Regions from separate parts of the Homo sapiens genome. Here all the other regions are linked to region 2. Evidence: chromatin contacts called from ENCODE Hi-C or POLR2A ChIA-PET data. All regions are on one chromosome and are shown on one strand. The core of a region is the stretch at or near the end of the contact, and the rest is flanking DNA. Distances in the headings are between cores, read along the strand shown. Region 1 holds the start of GOLGB1 (golgin B1). Region 2 holds the start of NDUFB4 (NADH:ubiquinone oxidoreductase subunit B4). Region 3 holds the start of WDR5B-DT (WDR5B divergent transcript). Region 4 holds the start of HCLS1 (hematopoietic cell-specific Lyn substrate 1). Region 5 holds the start of ARHGAP31 (Rho GTPase activating protein 31). Region 6 holds the start of EAF2 (ELL associated factor 2).

Region 1 (2,700 bases), core at 116-2,615, 1.2 Mb before region 2:
TGATATATGCATACAATGTGTAATGATCAAATCAGGGTGTTTAGGATATCTATCACCTCAAACATTTATCATTTTTGTGTTTGGAACATTTCTAATCTCCTAGTTATTTTGAAATATATAACATATTGTTAACTATAGTCACCCTACTGTGCTATCAAACACTTGAACTTATTCCTTCTATCTACGTTTGTACCCATTAACCAATCTCTTCCCTCCCTCCCCCAACTCCACCTTCCCAGCCTCTGGTACTTATCTCTACTCCATGAGATCAACTTTTTAAGCTCCCACATGAGTGAGACCATGGGATATTTGTCTTTCTGTGCCAGACTTATTTCACTTAGAATAATGACCTCCAGTTCCGTAAGATGGGCAGCCAGGAAAGGCCTTACTTAGCTGATGTTTGAATTGTGAAGTTATGTAATCATTAAGATGAGTATACATACAATGGGCCAGCTGAGTGCACAGCAAGATTCAATAAATTCAAACTAACATTACTCTTATTGCCAAGAGAGTGCCTGAAATGACAGCTCATTGGAAACTGGCTACTTTCCTTCCCTTTCCTTAGGGGTTTAAGGAAAGCATGAGTGATTTCAGTCTTTTGCTGGAGCTCCTCACTGACACTCATTGCAGAGCCTGAGCCCTCAACTCTCAATCTTTGCTTAGGTCCTGGCTTAGGCTCCACTTTGTAAGAGGCACCTTCCTAGTATTCACTACTCTCTCTCTCACAATCATGTCCTTACAGACATTGCTGATCCTCTTTCATACTGACACCGGGTTCTAGTCCGAGTTCCATCACTAAGTCGCTGTTTGACTTTGGGCAAGTTACTTCTGTGGTTAATTATTTTTCATCAACAAAATCAAAAGGTGAAACTAGACGAACAACTAAGAGGCTCCAGTATTTTTTCAATCTAAGAGTCCCATATCCCCCACTCCCTTCTCACAGCTCATTCAACAATCCTAATGGCAGCGGGTGCCCGCAGTCTCAAGTCTCTGCCGAAGCCCAAGCCGCTGTCTCGGTCAGTCACAACCGACGAAGAGGAGGAATTGGAGGAAGCCAGCATAACCACTTCACACTGAGAACATCTGACCTTTCCCAGAACGCCCGCCCACTCGACACTTCCTGTCCCTCCCCAGATCTTGTTCCGGGGCACCTACTCGCGTCTAATCACTCCCCTCATTCACTCTTTAGGGTCCATTGGCTGTTTCTTTGAGGAAGCGGAGCATCTTCTGTCGTTGATTGGTTTCCGTCATTGTTGATAGGTTGGTAACAAACAAGGTGTGCCTGGTCTCCCTGGTAACGTCCTGCCGATAGTCCTGATTGGTCGGTGTCTTAATCCCATCTTCCGTCCCAACTGCTAGTGGCTGAGTCCCTGGCGGGGCGCGGCGGTGGAAGGTGTCGCGTACGGGCTTCCCGAGCTGACGTGGCTTGAATTGGGAGGGGGGCAGCTGGAGCCTCAGGCGGCAGCGCTTCTAGGTGAGTAGGGGACGCTACCCAACTCTTCCCTCTGCGAGTCCAATAACGGTCACCCCCGCCAGAGGGGCCGCGGGAGCTGCCCAAGCAGCTACACCGGAGTCCCCTCCTCGCCCCGCCTCTCCCGGATTCAGTCCTGGATCCGGCCCTTCACCCGCCTCCTTCACCTACCAGGCCTAGTTCTAGTAGCCCACAAGCCTCGGCCTCTCCGGTGGGCCTTCGGGGTCACCCTGCGCAGACTTGGACCACTTGCTCACGGTCTGTCCCCTCCCCGGTACGTTTCTCCTCTGGGAGCGACGGGGAAAAGCGCCTAGGTCAGTCCTGTCCGCACGGCCTTGTTCCTGGAGCGGCCTGCCTAAGTCGGCCTCCGTACGCAGCCGCTGACGTCGGAAAGAACCTGCTGGGCCCCTGTGCTCAGGCCCTAAACAAACTTGGTGTCCCGAAGGGGAGGCGCGACCAAAAGAAATCAAAGGTCTTTAGGGCGGAGATCACAGAATCATTGGAGATATTAATGCAAACGGAGGCCTGTCCAATAATCCTGCTAATGCTAATGGGTTACTGGAAAGATGAGAAGAGAGGAAAGATCCCAACGATCCCGTCAACACGAAAATCCCAGGAATCAGAGGTGGGCAGGCTGTTAGAGAAAAAGGAACCTCTAAGAGAGTTCTCGAGGAAAAATAACTTGGTTTGATGGTGTGGAGTATGTTTAATCTGCACAACCGGAATGTGAAAGGGAGGGTGAGTCCTTTGAGGAATGAGGAATATATTTGTCTGACTTATTTAAAGAGCTCCAGTTGGTCTATGGGGAGCGGACAGTTTGAGAGTGGGACAGGGATATTTACAATCATGGGTAAGTACTTTCACTTTTGGAGATAGTTGGAAGCTGTCTGAGCATTTAAAGGACCTTTTTACAGTTCTGTGCAAGATGCAAGCAAGTGGAGGGCTCTTTACATAAGGGCCAGAGGCCTTTCCAAAAGCGTGAATTGATAAGATTTAGATGGTCAGAATGGTTATGAAGGGGCAAACTCAGGAAATATCCTATTGGAAAAATGGCAGGATTTGGTTTTGGAATAGATGCAGGAAAAAGTTGAAGAGTACTCAAAAGTTGCAGGCATTGTACATTAACTGCTTCATAGCTTTTACTTCTCATCCCTTGACCACAGAATGACCATTTAATGTTTTTCTTTTCACTGCATCAATATTTTTTACTACCTCAGCAGCTTCCAAAC
Region 2 (2,700 bases), core at 52-2,551:
CTCATCTGTAAAATGGGGACAGTAGTAGAGCTTAATCATCCAAATAGTTGTGATATGTAAATAGTACTCAAAAAGAGTTTTAGCACAGTGCCTGGCACATTGTAACTTTCATTCAATCCTCATAACTTCCAAAAATTCCAAAACACCAATGCAACGTGTGGGAAAAGTCCAGTCCTGTTCTGTTAACATCATATTTAACCTACTTAGTTCCTGTATAGAAAACTACCTAATGAAAGCACACCTGTTAATTACCAGTTTACTGGGCATATATTATGTGCTGCGAATGTTACACAGACTGTCTTATTTAACCTCATAATGCACATCATTTATATACGAAACCAGGAAACTATAATTCAGAGGAGTTGAAGTTGCCCAAGGTAACAGAGTTAGCCAATGAGTAGTGCTTTGGGTTCTGACTCCAAAGCCTAGAACTTCAGCAAGCTTCAGGGTCTTTAAAAGATGCAGGTTGAAGGAATCACTGTATTCCCATCAGGAGAGAGCAGTATCCCTATGAGCTGTGAACTGAAAGGTAAACACCAGCTCTTTAAAATTATATATATATATAAAATATATATGCATATATATAGAATATAATATATATGCATATATATAAAATATATATGCATATATATAGAATATAATATATATGCATATATATAGAATATATATATAATATAATATATATATGCATATATATAGAAACATTTTCTGAACACGCCTTACGAACGAGGCACTGTGCTAGGACAGTCACATACTCTATCTCATTTAATCCTAACAGCCTGATAAAAGAGTAAGCACTATATTACGCCCATTTTGCAGACAGAAAATCGAGGATAAGCAGAGTGAATAACGTTCTTAAGGTCACGCAGGCAGGAAGTGATCAAGCCAGGATTCAAACCCAGCCAGGTCTGAGTCCAGAGCCGGTCCTCTCGAGGGCCAAGCTCTGGCAAAGGTAAAAGGGTAGTGAGTTGGCTAGGCCTGGAAGAGGACCTGCGTCTGAGATACTGATCGGGAGCGGTGGCCGACCCTTTGCGTGGTCTCTCTCGGTCTCTCCCAGGACTCGGGCCCTATTCCCGCCTGGGAGGCCCCACACTCACGATGAGCCCTCGGCGGTTGGGATCGTTGTACTGAAGCAGGTACTCTCGTTTCAGCTGGGCTCTTATGGCCAACCGCTCGGCTTGCGCCCGCCGGGTTTCCGGAGATATGTTGTATTCGGCTGGGTCGAGGGTCTCAGGCAGAGTGCGCAGGCTCGACGGCTTATACTTTGGGAACGACATCTTGGCGAACCAGGGCACAATTGCGCCTGCGCGATTCTGAGGCCCTTTGTCTATGCTGACCTTCAGCTTCAGGAAGTGCGCCTGCGCGTTAGCAGAGGTTGGGGATGTCGTTAACAAGGAGCTCCGCCTCTTTCTCCTACCTTCCCGAACACGGCGCGTTCGCTCGGTGATATGCGCATGCGCGAAGTGCTCTTCTCGCAGTGCGCCCTGCCCCACCGCCGCTCCCCACCTACTCATCTGTCACCGCGCTGCTTCTTCCTAGCAGCCTTGTCTCTACTGACATAACCAGGGCTTATTATGTAAAGTTGAGCTGTGTGGGACTGGCTGTGGAGTCAGAAGTCCGGGTTTTCATTGTGGGTCTAACCGTGCTGTGTCACCTTGGATAAGTCACTTAAAGTCTCTGAGTTTCCTTTTCCTTATCCTGGAGATAATGACTCCTGTCCACCTAGCAAAGTTGTTGTGAGGATTAAATAAGCTAACAAATAGATCACAAAGTGCTTTGCAAAACAGAATTCCCTACCCAAGAAGAAGAGAATAAGCTTTTCTGTACTTTACCATGCTAGATTCATACAACATTAAGTGTAAGCTTATTTTTCACAGGTACGAAATAATGATTAATAGGAAAAATGATGTTATAAGAGAAATGTTGCCTGACTGACTATAGAAGGTCAGGAAGAAAATGAGATACTGAATAAAGCTCATGAGAAAACATCTTAGTTAAAATACTAAAACCTCTTGCCTAAAATCCTTAGCACTCTTCAGATGCAAAGAATTAAAAACATCCTTACAGGTATGAAAATACTCATAGGGGCATGTATCTTATTGTAAAAGACGATCTGGGGCGAAAACTGAAGTAATCAGAAACAAAACCTTCTCTGTCCCTACTGTCCTTCCTTCTCCCCAGTTACCAAGGAGAAAAACAACTTCAAGTTTCACAGCAGGGTCTTTGGGTTCCCCTTCTCCTCAGGGGAAAAAATGTAAACAATATTTCCATAACTCGGGCAAAGAAGGATGGATCAAAAGAGAGCCCCAGCTTGGCTGAAACGTCTGGGGGCGCGTAGGTATGTTGGGAAATGGTTGCTAGAAAAGGGACCTAGAAAGTGTTGGCATTTGAAATGATGAGAAGCAGCACTGCTGTCAAATTTATTCAACATTTTAATACTGTTTTAAAATATTTATTAAGCACCCACCGCGTGAAGCACACAGCACACTAGTCAGTGTTAAGTCAATCTTCTAGGCTCAGTGGGGGAAATCCAGACAAAATGGAAGATGGGGTGTTTGCCTTTCGGGAGCTGACAATCAGGCAGTACAGAAAGAATAGGCAGAAATGGTAATATTTCAAAGTAGTCTAATGTCCAGATGAATATAGAGCAAAATGGACTCATGAGGATTCAGGCTGAGAGAATGTAGAAAAAATGAACAC
Region 3 (2,700 bases), core at 15-2,514, 1.8 Mb before region 2:
CTTGACGCTGATGAGACATTTGCATCGTGACCAGCCACCAGTAAAATCTTTTAAGCCACGTTTTTTCTGCTTTTCTTGGGCACTCTTTTTTTTTTTTTTTTTGAGACGGAGTCTCACTGTTGCCCAGGCTGGAGTGCACTGGTGGAATCTCAGCTTACTGCACCCTCCACCTCCTGGTTCATGCCATTCTCCCACCTCAGCCTCCTGAGTAGCTGGGACTACAGGCGTGCGCCATCACGCGCAGCTAATTTTTGTATTTTTAGCAGTATTGGTTGCGCCATGTTGGTCAGGCTGGTCTCGGACACCCGACCTAAAGTGTCCCGCCCGACTGGGCCTCCCAAAGTGCTGGGATTACAGGCGTGAGTGCTCGGCCTCGGGCACTCTTTACTGAGCAACAACAGGTTGGAGAAACTAGTAGGGCTTCCAGTTTTTTGGTAAACCTATTGTTTAAAAGTCTGCCTGGTCATCAGATTCCAGTCGTCTTGTTTCTGCCTCAGATGATAAAACTCTAAAATTATAGGATGTGAGATCTGGAAAATGTTTGAAAACACTAAAGGGGCACAGTAATTATGTCTTTCGTTGCAACTTCAATAGCATGTATATTTTACACACTTTCATGACCATTAATCATCTCCTAAAACTGGGGAAAGCTCTCTAAAACCTCCTTAAGAGTAACCTTATCCGTTACCCTATTCCACCAACCTCTTTGTCCTTTTCTGTTTCAAGCAACTTTGAGATACCGACTTCTCTATGGAAGCTTAAGCCGTAGATGCTAAAACAAACGTTTGCTCGTTACTCCCAGCAGAGCACCGGCTTTTAAAGGACCTCAACAGACACGTTTCTTAACCTTTACGAAACTTTTCCAGGGGAAACTTAAACCAGGAATTTTACAATCTGGCATAAATTCTGTCACCCGCCCCGTGACTCCATCGCCACACATGCCACCTGGCTCCACACCACAACAAACAGGAGGGAGCGGAACCCATGCAAAGCAGGAGCTTCCCCCGTTTCCGGCGTCTGGGTGGATCTACGTTAGCTGCCGTTTAGGCAGCTTACGCGTCAGGTGTGGGCCTAAGCCTGCAGCTAAGGTAGGCATCCGCAAATCTAGTCCTTCTCTGTGACAATTTCCAAAAAGAAATGGTTTTTGAAACAACGATCCACTGCTTCCCACACTATCCAGTTAGGTCCGGGACAGACCCTACCCAGCTAATGCACTCACCCAAGAAGGCAGTCGCTTTCGCATTTGAAGGGCGGGGCGAAAAAGACCGGAAATGAACATTGGCGACTTTTTTGCGCAGGCGCAGATGGCCGTCTCCCATTGGTCATCTCGGCTCGGTAGTGGTAGGAGGGACTTCCTTTGCACATGCGCCAGGCTGCTTTTCCGGCTTTGTTGGAGATTGACGCGGCAGTGCACACCTGCTGGTACGAGCAAAAGTAGCCGACAGGCCAGAGTTTCCAGTTTCGGTGGCTTCGTAGGCTTTTAGCTTCTGAAATCCGCTAAAAGCGGCGGTTCATTCATCTTCAAGTACCTAGCCTGACTGGTAGGGCTGCTCAGCATTCCGAAACATTTCGACCTGGGGAGGGGGGCGGCGGTGAAAGAATACTTTCTGTAGAGAGTGCCCCTCGCGTCGCCCCTGCTTTGAAGGCTTTATGTATTAACGGAATGCCGAACATTTGTGTCCTACTTGCTGACAGCGCACAGGATCCTTCTAACAGTATTTCTCAAGTACTTAACAAAAAGATGAAAACTTGAAGTCCAAGCCGTGCTGCTGATTCCGTCTCACAGTTTAAAGACTGTCCAGAAACTTTAAGCTTTCAAAACTGTACATTTTAAAATCCTGTGCGTTTATCTTCATTTTGCTGGGCAGAAAGCCAAAGTACTGGACTGCCTGGTTCAGGGCTGAACGCCTAGTACACCTGCTAACTTGGAGCTTCAGAGCCATGGCAACCAAGGAGTCAAGAGACGCCAAAGCACAGTTGGCCCTCTCCTCATCGGCCAATCAGAGCAAGGAAGTGCCTGAAAACCCAAACTATGCTCTCAAATGTACTCTTGTGGGACACACGGAAGCAGTGTCATCAGTTAAGTTTAGTCCTAATGGAGAATGGCTAGCAAGTTCTTCTGCTGATAGGCTAATCATAATTTGGGGAGCATATGATGGAAAATATGAGAAAACACTCTATGGTCATAATTTGGAAATATCGGATGTTGCCTGGTCATCAGATTCCAGTCGTCTTGTTTCTGCCTCAGATGATAAAACTCTAAAATTATGGGATGTGAGATCTGGAAAATGTTTGAAAACACTGAAGGGGCACAGTAATTATGTCTTTTGTTGTAACTTCAATCCGCCATCCAACCTTATAATCTCGGGATCTTTTGATGAGACTGTAAAAATATGGGAGGTGAAAACAGGAAAGTGTCTCAAGACTTTGTCTGCTCATTCTGACCCAGTTTCTGCTGTTCATTTTAATTGTAGTGGGTCCTTGATAGTGTCAGGTAGCTATGATGGCCTCTGTAGAATCTGGGATGCTGCATCAGGTCAGTGTTTAAAAACGCTCGTTGATGACGATAACCCTCCTGTCTCTTTTGTAAAATTTTCTCCAAATGGTAAATACATTCTCACTGCAACTTTGGACAACACTCTTAAACTATGGGATTATAGCAGAGGCAGGTGCCTGAAAACATACACTGGTCATAAGAAT
Region 4 (2,700 bases), core at 96-2,595, 1.1 Mb before region 2:
ATATTTTCTCTAGAGAACTATGTACCTGGATGGTGTGTCACATCATCTAGTCTAAATCGTATTTTGACACTACATGAGGATTCCAAGTGATTTTTCTCTTGTACAAACGTACTCTTCCTTATCATAACTTTGGTACCACCATGATAAATAGGTAATAAAGTAGAAGGAATAAATAAAGCTCCCCCAGGCATAGAATCCTTAGATTTGGAAGTGACAGAGGCTTCATATTCCTAATGCAGAAAAGTGCCTGTATCATGGGCCAGTTTCATCCAGTCCTGCTTAAACTCCTTGGAGGATGCACCGTTGTGAACAAATCAAGAAGTCCACAATCAAGATTAGGAAAGGCTAGGTCAGATACAATAACAGACACCCTCAAATTCTCAGTAGCCAAAACAAAGGACTATTTTTTAGTGAAAGACTCCAATTCCCCCACATGGTGGATGGGGCTCCACTTGTGTTCTTTCTCACTCAGGGACCCAGTCTGCTGGAGGAGCCAATATGGAGAATTGCAGGTTGCCTTGGGCAGTGGTGAAAGCATGGCAAAGCTTGCAGTGGTCTTACGGCCTCCGCCAGAAAGTGGTATCTGTCACTGGCCAAAACAAGTCACCTGAGTAAGTCTGACTTCAAGAGGGAAGGGAGGGGCAGCAAGTCTTGACACGCAGTAAAACAGGATACCACAAAGACCTTCTTCCATCAGCTGACCAGCACCTGGTTCTTTCAGAATTCTTCCTACGCTCTAGAGCCAAATCTTTAGTTTGTTAGCTCAGACTCCACAGTGCCCCAAACAAGCTAGGAAACTCTCCTTCCATGTCTTGCCTTTTCCCTCATGAGTTATTCTCTTCTGGCATTCAATTGGTCGACGTTTATTTGAACATCTATATGAAAACTCCACTTTTAAGTGCTGTGGGTAATATAGGGGTGAGTTTCTTTTTAAGTCTTATGCTTCAAAACCCACATATAAATCACTTTTCCCATAAAGCCTTTCTTGATGAATACACCCAATACCAAATGCTCTGAATTCCTTTACTGTCTCAAATGTAACTGCCACCCTATTTAGGACACAATGCTGTTCTACAGCATTCTCTAATGTGTTTTCTGGTTGAATGTTTGTTTCTCTCACTGGATTACAAACTCAGAGTCAAAGCAGCATTTTCTATGACTGCTCTATGACCCCCATTGTCAAAACCTTGCAAAAGACCAGGCACAGAAACATTTAATCCTTTTAAAATTTAAGTGTCTAAAGCAGAAGGAACTGACTCAAATTTCAGGAAGTAGCTGTGAGGATGGGGTGGCAGGAAATGACGAAAACCTGAATACGGAACTGAAGCAGCAGCTCAGTTTCTCACTCCGAAGTGGCAGCAGCCAGAGAGGGAGTCGGTGTGGACGCGAGGAGCCGGGCGCTTAGAACAGAGGCTTGCACAGGTGGAGGTGGGTACTCTGAGCCATGGGACAGTTGGGAAACACAGAGTAAGAGTTGAGGAGGAACCTACCTGGCTCTTAGTCCTTGGTGATGGGCAAGGTCACCACTAGTAGGCTTTTATCCTTTTATGGCCAGAAGGCCTGGTTGTGAGTGGTTGTAGCAAATCAGCATCTGGAGATAGAAACAAAAGGGAGGGGCTTAAACCCAAGGCAAGTGTTTCAGGAGCCATCTAGCACCAACATCAAGCAAAGTGTTGCCTGGTTTCTGCTGACAATCTACAACCCACTCTAAGGCCTGTCTCCCCTAGGTACTGAGCTGGGAGGAGGACCACAGGAGACGAAAACAGTGTCTGCCCTTGAAGAGCATATGGTCTCAGGGAAACAAACCCACACAGGAAATGTAACAGATCAGGAAGTAGTCACTGATGTACACTAGCACTGAGTACCAAGTGCTGATGGAGCCCAAGAGAAGGCATGATTGTTCTGCTGGGGCTAGTTTCTGTGTTCGTAGATCACAGAATCTCAGAATGTCAGAAATCAAGGAGACCACAGATGAGCTACGTTAACCCCTTCATTATTTTCCACTGGGAAAATCAGAGATAATTGCTGATTTGCCAAATTATTAAAGTTAGTATTTCTTAATCGCCTGGTCTGATACCTGGCAAATGAGTACCTACTCTGTTGATGCCCTTGTGATGGTCCCTCAGAGGCTTAGTCACAGAGCTGGGGTGACAGCCAGGGCTTCTGACTCCCAGTCTGTGTACTTTGATGCAGGAGGTCAGCATCGCAACAAGGCCTCACCAGATTACTCTCTGGTTCTCACCTCTAGATAGCACTTCTTACCTTTCTGGTTTCTGGTCAATAGGTCAAGGATATTAGATAAATTGTCTCTATTTCAGAAACTCTTTATTTCAAAAATGGGTGAATGGGAGAGTCAGGCTGAGGCCTCAGAGGAGCCACAGGAAGGAGGATGGGACCATCAGTCCTCATTGCTTCCTTATTGCTCATGACTATTTCAGAAACTTCTCCATTCCAGTTTTCTGTGTGACAGTCCTTTTGTTGTTGCACAGCAGCCCAGGAGCCAGGGGATGAGAAGCAGAGGGGTAGTAAGGATGCAGGTAGTAAGGATGTTTTGCTGTCTCCAACCGCATCAGGGAAAGCCAAGCTGCTTTCAGCCATGACTCCCGGCTGACTCAGTCAATATCTCTCCGGTGTCCCCTTAGCATCTCTTTAACTGATTTACCCAGACTTCCCCTGGGCTGGTTTTTAAGAGGTTGCTCA
Region 5 (2,700 bases), core at 121-2,620, 1.3 Mb after region 2:
CATCTGACCTTGAAAACAGAGAAGTTTTCCTTTTCTCTACTTACCCTAAACTATTTAAAAATGGAGGCCCTCTGACCTTTTTACAACACTCTTCTTGTCTGACACACCAAATGTTAATCTGAAAGCCAAGAGGAGGGAAAAGGTCTTGCAGGGCGGGGAGGGGGTTGTGGAAAGGGGGTGGAGGTACTATATATTTGGCATCAGCTCAGAAATTCAGAAATGTTTGTGCAACCACTCCCCCAGCCAGGATCCTCCCCCACCCCCCACCCGCAACTGCCTTCTAACACATTAATAAAAAAAGATGTGAGCAGACGAAATTGGAGAGCCCAGGAGGGACAGCTAAGGCGGTCATGATTTTGTACCCAGGCAAGACCACTGATCACCATCCCACATGTCCACCCCTCCTCCCTCCCTTCCAACGTGCCAAGTTTAGGATTGGGACCTCTGCAGCTTCCACCCCCATCCCCTGAGGTGGCCCGGTAAACTTGCGGCAGTACCACCCATTAACAGCTTGTGTGAGGCAAACGGAAGGACTGACACAGCAGCCTCTGCGCGTCGGGACAGCAGCGCTGTGCACCTTAAGAATCGTTTATGTTCTTTAAAAAAAAAAAAGAAAAAAAAGTGCAATGAGCGCACAGGCCTGGAATACATTAACTTGTGAACCGACTCTATCACAACTCGAGAGAGTCCGTCTCTCCCTCAAACAAAAAGAAGGTGGGGGCGGGGGAGAAAGGCCAAGGCACATTACCATCCTGTCCCGAGCTTTCCAGATACTCCGTCAGGTCACAGCCAAACGCGCTGGCGGCTCCCTTTCGTTTCAGCTTCTGCTTAGCACCCTTGTTCTTCATGAGTTAGTCCCAAAGAGGCTGCCCCTCCGTCTCTGCCGCCCCTCTGCTTGGCACCGCTGTAAGATGGGCTCCCGGGCTAGATCACCGGCTGCCCCGCGGCTCTGGGGGGCCGCATCGGAAGATGGAAGAACTTGGGCTGGGGGCCCTGCGCATGGACCCCGCGGGCCGCGGGCCGGCAGAGCCTGAGATCCACCCCGCGCCGCTCCGGGGCCGCCGTGCCGAGGCCGTGCAGACTGGCAGCCGCGGGCCGGCTCGCCTGGGAGTGTCACTTCCTCACTTGGAGTCCTAGGGACTTTCACAGGCTCCTGCGGTGTCTTCGGGTGTTTCTCCTCAGCTTAAGAGGGAGGGCAAGCTCTCCCCACCCCTTACTAAGTGCCCCGGAGACGACGCGGACGCGGGGCGAGGAGACTGCCCAGGGGGCTGCGGTGGGTCCTGCGCCCTGGGCCCGCTGTCTCGCCTTCAGACGACTTTGGTAGAGCGAAAAACAAGCATCCTGTCGCTGCTGCCCGCCCTCACGCCTTCCTTTTTTTCCTGTCTTACAAATCCTAGGATCATCCAGCTCAGGAAATGCTGGAAGGAAGTTAGCTAGGGAGGGGGGCGGTGGGTGGAAATTTTTGGCAGCTCGGTGCTTGTGAGTGTGTGGAGCTAGAGGAAGTAGGTGGGTGGGTTGAGGAGCACGGGGTTGGGGTAGAGAACGCGTTCTCCCGAGAGCAGTTCTGCGACTCCAGAGATAACTGGGCAGCCCCGGAGGAAATCGCGCTCTTCTCGCAGGACCCGCAGCCGCAGCCGCCGCTTCCTGCCCCGCCGAGCCGGCTCTTTGAAGTGGCGGGAGGAGGTGCGCTGGCATTCTGCGGGGACCGTGCTGGTTGGGACTTTCAGAACCCTCTGCCCTGGTTTTATCCTCATTGTCATCGTATCTTTGACACTTTCTATTTCGGTGCCCGCCTGTCTGCTACGCAAATACTTAAAGAGTAATGACAGAGACAAACAGGGGACTCCAGCGGAGAAACCTGACAGGCAGTGGCTTCACGCCGGCCACTCCCATCCCAACCTCCTCTGCAGCGTTCGTGCACCCCCACCTCAGCTCACTCCCCTCCCACTCTGGGGTAAAGATACCCCTGGGCAAAGAGAGGCTGCAGCTTTGTAACCACTGCCCAGGAAATCAGATTTCTGGTTACATATTCAAGACACACACACACACTACTGCAAAGTTTTCTAAATGGAAGTGATTTGGGGGGGACAAACCAGGATTTAAGATGCCTCTGACACATGAAATGTGAAGAAAGCAGTCTCCCAGGTTCTTTCATAATTTGTTTCAAGTTGTTTCAAGAGGGCATGTTTTTTTCTTCTCCAGTTAGATTTTAAATTCTTTAACTTCTGTGTACTCAGCACACAGAAAGCACTCAAATTCTTGTGATTTAACCATTTGAGGATTAGATGAAACTTCCTGTATAAATTCAAATCCATATACAGGCTTGAAGGATAGGGGCATATGTCATACAGCTCAGATTGCTGGCAAAGCTGCATCCGTAGCATTTTAGGTACTGAATCCCTTTACAGTCACTGTCTCTCTATGTAACCTTAACAGTCTATGAACTTTGACCCTTGACATTTTCTCTATGTCAGAGGTCACAACTTGATAGCCACCCTGCCAGATCTGGCCCATAGATGTACTTGGCTGGCAGACACCATGCTTTAACACGTTTTAAAATTAGTAGCTAGCATTAAAAAGTTAAGAGATTTCACATAAAATCTGAATTTCTGGCTTCTCTTGAAAAAATGGAAGATCTAGTTACACCACAAGTGCATTCCCATATGGCAAGGACGGCTGATGCTGAGTTGTGGCAGGCCC
Region 6 (2,700 bases), core at 101-2,600, 1.2 Mb before region 2:
TACCAATTGGATGTTAATTTTGCTTTAAAAAAACCCTTTTAGTAAATATATTCTTGCAGGGTTAAAACCAGTGGTTCTTCATACCTTTACTTTGAGTAACTATAACTAAATTGTCTACAACTTAAATAAACTTTTGGGAGAATGTATGCTTTAATTAGTTGTTTTGATTGAACCATGGAACATTTCAGAGTAAAAACCATAAAGGTCTCTAAACAACCCGAGAACAGAATGACTGAGAAAGGCGGAATGATGAGATATTAAGGAAGGGCAAGGCTGGGGAAAGGAAGTGAAAAAATACTTACAGTTTTACCACAGAAAAATGAGAAGTTATAATTCAGTGATCTTGAAGTTTCCTTCCCGCTCTACAATTCTATGACAGTTGTTATGCAAAAAACGAATGTCTTACACATAAAAACTTATATGCTATATTTTCCTTCCTGGAATCTATATCATCCAACTGCTAAAGCAAAAGAGCTCCTTTTTCTACTCCAACAACATAAAAGAGAATAATTTATTAAAACTAGTTCCAGAGGACATAAAGAAAACCAAAGGGTAGAAATCATAGGGAGGTAAGCATCTTCCAAATAAAGAAATTAATAACACACCCTCGAATACTTTGATAATCAGTATTTGATAACTGAGTGAAATCTGGGGTCCAAAGAGATATACAGATCATTGGGATGGTTGAGAATTTCTCCCTTTGCAAAGAACACACCAAATAAGAACCCTCATCTGCCAGAGGTGAGAAAAAGTGATGAAAAGAGAGAATATTGCCCCACCAGCCTCAAGGCATTCAAGTTCCCCGGCATTCGGTCCTTAGTCCCTTCCCATTTGTCACCTTATTATTTTCCTGTCCACCCCTGCATCATCCACCTGTCACGTCTGTCTCCACAGTCACCTCTACAGACTTTTTTCACACTTTCCCTTCCTGTCTGCTGGTCTCAACGCTCTCTGTCCAGGGTTTACCCACATTTGCTCTACTCCGATTCCTTCCACCGACCCCCTAAGACTCCGAGCAGGTTAGAGGATCGCGCTGCCTCCCCCCTCCCCGCCCCGTAGTCTCCAACAGTGTAAGGGGTACTGTGGGAACAAAACCCAGAGGGGTTTGTGCCTCTTCACCCCCATCCCGGGAGGCTCCCCCTCTATCCCCGGATGGTCCTCACTCACAGCGCACAGTGTGGAAGGCGCAGCGCGGCTGCTTCTCGAAACTCTCCCCTAACTTGAGAACCCGCTCGCGACGGTCTAGGTGTGAGAATCCCGCTGCGCTATTCATAATTACTCTCCTGCTTTGACTTTAACTCCGCCACCAGCGCTCACTATCTGCCACCTCAGCCTGAAGCAGCTGCACTTGATCCCGCCAGCCAAGTCACCCAGACTCCACCCCGCGCTCGACGCGCACCGCCCCACCGGAGCGTCTCACGTTCTGATTGGCTTATTAGCAAAGGGCGCTCCGCCCCTTGACTCCGAGGCTCCTAGTCCCGCCTCCAGGCCCCTTCCCGCGTCGCGACGCACGCTGCCCCGGAAGGCCGCGGCGCTGTAGTGCGGCGTGGGAGCCCCAGGTTCTTTAGTGGAAGAACGCGAAGCGAGGATGAGGTAACTTATCTGAGGTGGTGGCTGGGGAGGGAGAGGGCCCCAGGGCGCCTACCAGGAGGCCAGGACCCCAGGCTCCTGGACGAAGTCAGCCGGCTTGTAAGAGCTCTTAACGGGAGAATCGGCCTGCCCTCACGCCCACTCTGTAGAGATCTGGTGTGGAAACTGAGGCCTGGGGAGGTGCAGTGTCCAGGCACAGGGCCTAGTGTCTTATCCAAGGCCTGGTAGCGCGAAAGCCGGGTCTAGAATCTGGAGTAAAGGAGCCCAGAGGCCCCAGAATCTCGGTCCTTAGACTTGAAGCGACGCTGTTACCTCAGTAATCGTTTTCTGACCTTTTTGTACCAGAGGAAGTTTCTTGTGGTCCTAGGACTGGAGAAGGGGATGTGTAGTGGGGAGGAGAAAGAGGATTCGGAGATAGCAACTGCAGACATTTAGGATCAGCCGCAACAGGATCGCACTGAATTTCCTTTTCATTTATTTTCCTCACAGTGATCCGTGGAGGCAGTAACAGGCGCGGCGAGGGAGAAGTGATTCCCGAAGAATCAAGGCTGGGCCGGACCCGGTGGCCTGGCAACAGGGTAGTAGCCTTAAAATAGATAAATAATTGTCTTTTTGTGTCAAATTTCATGAATTTAATGTAAAGATGGGAGAAGTGTTGAATTATAGGAGAAACACTCGAGAAAGTTTACAGATGGTTTCCATAACAGGTGGTTTTTCAGGGTAATTACGCAATCCAACTGCACTCCCTCACCTTCTGCCTTAGGCACATTTGTCAATTGATTTTGGGGTAGGTGGTTATGTCTCCTTCAACCTGTCTGTGTAAATCCTACCCTTTGAAGGTGTGCCGAAGCTGTTTCATATCGTAGTTAAATGCTTTAAGGCAGATGGTGGCTCTAGTTTGAACCCCTGCTTTATACTTAACAGTGTGACTTTGTGCCAGCTAATTACATTCTCCAGAGTTTAAGTATGCTCATTGTTCAAATTGGGAAAAAAATAATAGTATCTGTTCCTTAGAGTTGTTGGAATGATTAAATGAGTTAATACATGAAAGCAATTAGAACAATTCCTGGAGCATGATAAGAGGTCTCCAAATGGTTATTTAAGGCCCAG

What was found. A loop is a pair of places that touch in the nucleus more often than their neighbours do. ChIA-PET counts read pairs that join two places held with the same protein, here RNA polymerase II (POLR2A). Pooled maps may share reads with other maps.
Region 1: a map of naive thymus-derived CD4-positive, alpha-beta T cell shows a loop between it and region 2 (13-fold over the local background). The contact joins the promoter of GOLGB1 here to the promoter of NDUFB4 in region 2. A Hi-C loop is called at or near these places in 2 of 168 maps with a recorded cell type or tissue (CD4-positive, alpha-beta memory T cell and naive thymus-derived CD4-positive, alpha-beta T cell) and 10 of 50 pooled maps.
Region 3: a loop to region 2 is called in a pooled map, with 28 times the contacts of the local background. The contact joins the promoter of WDR5B-DT here to the promoter of NDUFB4 in region 2. A Hi-C loop is called at or near these places in 7 of 50 pooled maps.
Region 4: a loop to region 2 is called in a map of naive thymus-derived CD4-positive, alpha-beta T cell, with 4 times the contacts of the local background. The contact joins the promoter of HCLS1 here to the promoter of NDUFB4 in region 2. A Hi-C loop is called at or near these places in 1 of 168 maps with a recorded cell type or tissue (naive thymus-derived CD4-positive, alpha-beta T cell) and 8 of 50 pooled maps. POLR2A ChIA-PET finds 5 or more read pairs at or near these places in 1 of 52 experiments (activated naive CD4-positive, alpha-beta T cell).
Region 5: a loop to region 2 is called in a pooled map, with 10 times the contacts of the local background. The contact joins the promoter of ARHGAP31 here to the promoter of NDUFB4 in region 2. A Hi-C loop is called at or near these places in 8 of 50 pooled maps.
Region 6: a loop to region 2 is called in a map of CD4-positive, alpha-beta T cell, with 5 times the contacts of the local background. The contact joins the promoter of EAF2 here to the promoter of NDUFB4 in region 2. A Hi-C loop is called at or near these places in 3 of 168 maps with a recorded cell type or tissue (CD4-positive, alpha-beta T cell, CD8-positive, alpha-beta T cell and naive thymus-derived CD4-positive, alpha-beta T cell) and 9 of 50 pooled maps.

What each region holds. Positions count from the first base shown.
Region 1 is chr3:121,748,406-121,751,105 of GRCh38, reverse strand. GOLGB1 (golgin B1) reads left to right here and starts at 1,365. Exons shown (of 22, transcript NM_001366282.2): 1 at 1,365-1,474. RefSeq lists enhancers at 1,398-1,637, 1,658-1,707.
Region 2 is chr3:120,594,937-120,597,636 of GRCh38, reverse strand. It overlaps NDUFB4 (NADH:ubiquinone oxidoreductase subunit B4), which reads right to left and starts at 1,301. Exons shown (of 3, transcript NM_004547.6): 1 at 1,098-1,301. The coding sequence starts at 1,277. RefSeq lists an enhancer at 891-1,230.
Region 3 is chr3:122,414,770-122,417,469 of GRCh38, reverse strand. WDR5B-DT (WDR5B divergent transcript) reads right to left here and starts at 1,264. Exons shown (of 3, transcript NR_125405.1): 1 at 1,220-1,264. WDR5B (WD repeat domain 5B) reads left to right here and starts at 1,408. Exons shown (of 1, transcript NM_019069.4): 1 at 1,408-2,700. The coding sequence starts at 1,942. RefSeq lists enhancers at 1-610, 714-913, 1,074-1,123, 1,154-1,393, 611-1,428 and 1 more.
Region 4 is chr3:121,659,548-121,662,247 of GRCh38, reverse strand. It overlaps HCLS1 (hematopoietic cell-specific Lyn substrate 1), which reads left to right and starts at 1,345. Exons shown (of 14, transcript NM_005335.6): 1 at 1,345-1,428. RefSeq lists enhancers at 1,073-1,122, 1,313-1,502.
Region 5 is chr3:119,293,053-119,295,752 of GRCh38, reverse strand. It overlaps ARHGAP31 (Rho GTPase activating protein 31), which reads right to left and starts at 1,370. Exons shown (of 12, transcript NM_020754.4): 1 at 749-1,370. The coding sequence starts at 848. RefSeq lists a silencer at 938-1,057 and an enhancer at 1,898-1,947.
Region 6 is chr3:121,833,859-121,836,558 of GRCh38, reverse strand. It overlaps EAF2 (ELL associated factor 2), which reads right to left and starts at 1,350. Exons shown (of 6, transcript NM_018456.6): 1 at 1,168-1,350. The coding sequence starts at 1,273. IQCB1 (IQ motif containing B1) reads left to right here and starts at 1,499. Exons shown (of 15, transcript NM_001023570.4): 1 at 1,499-1,593; 2 at 2,080-2,168.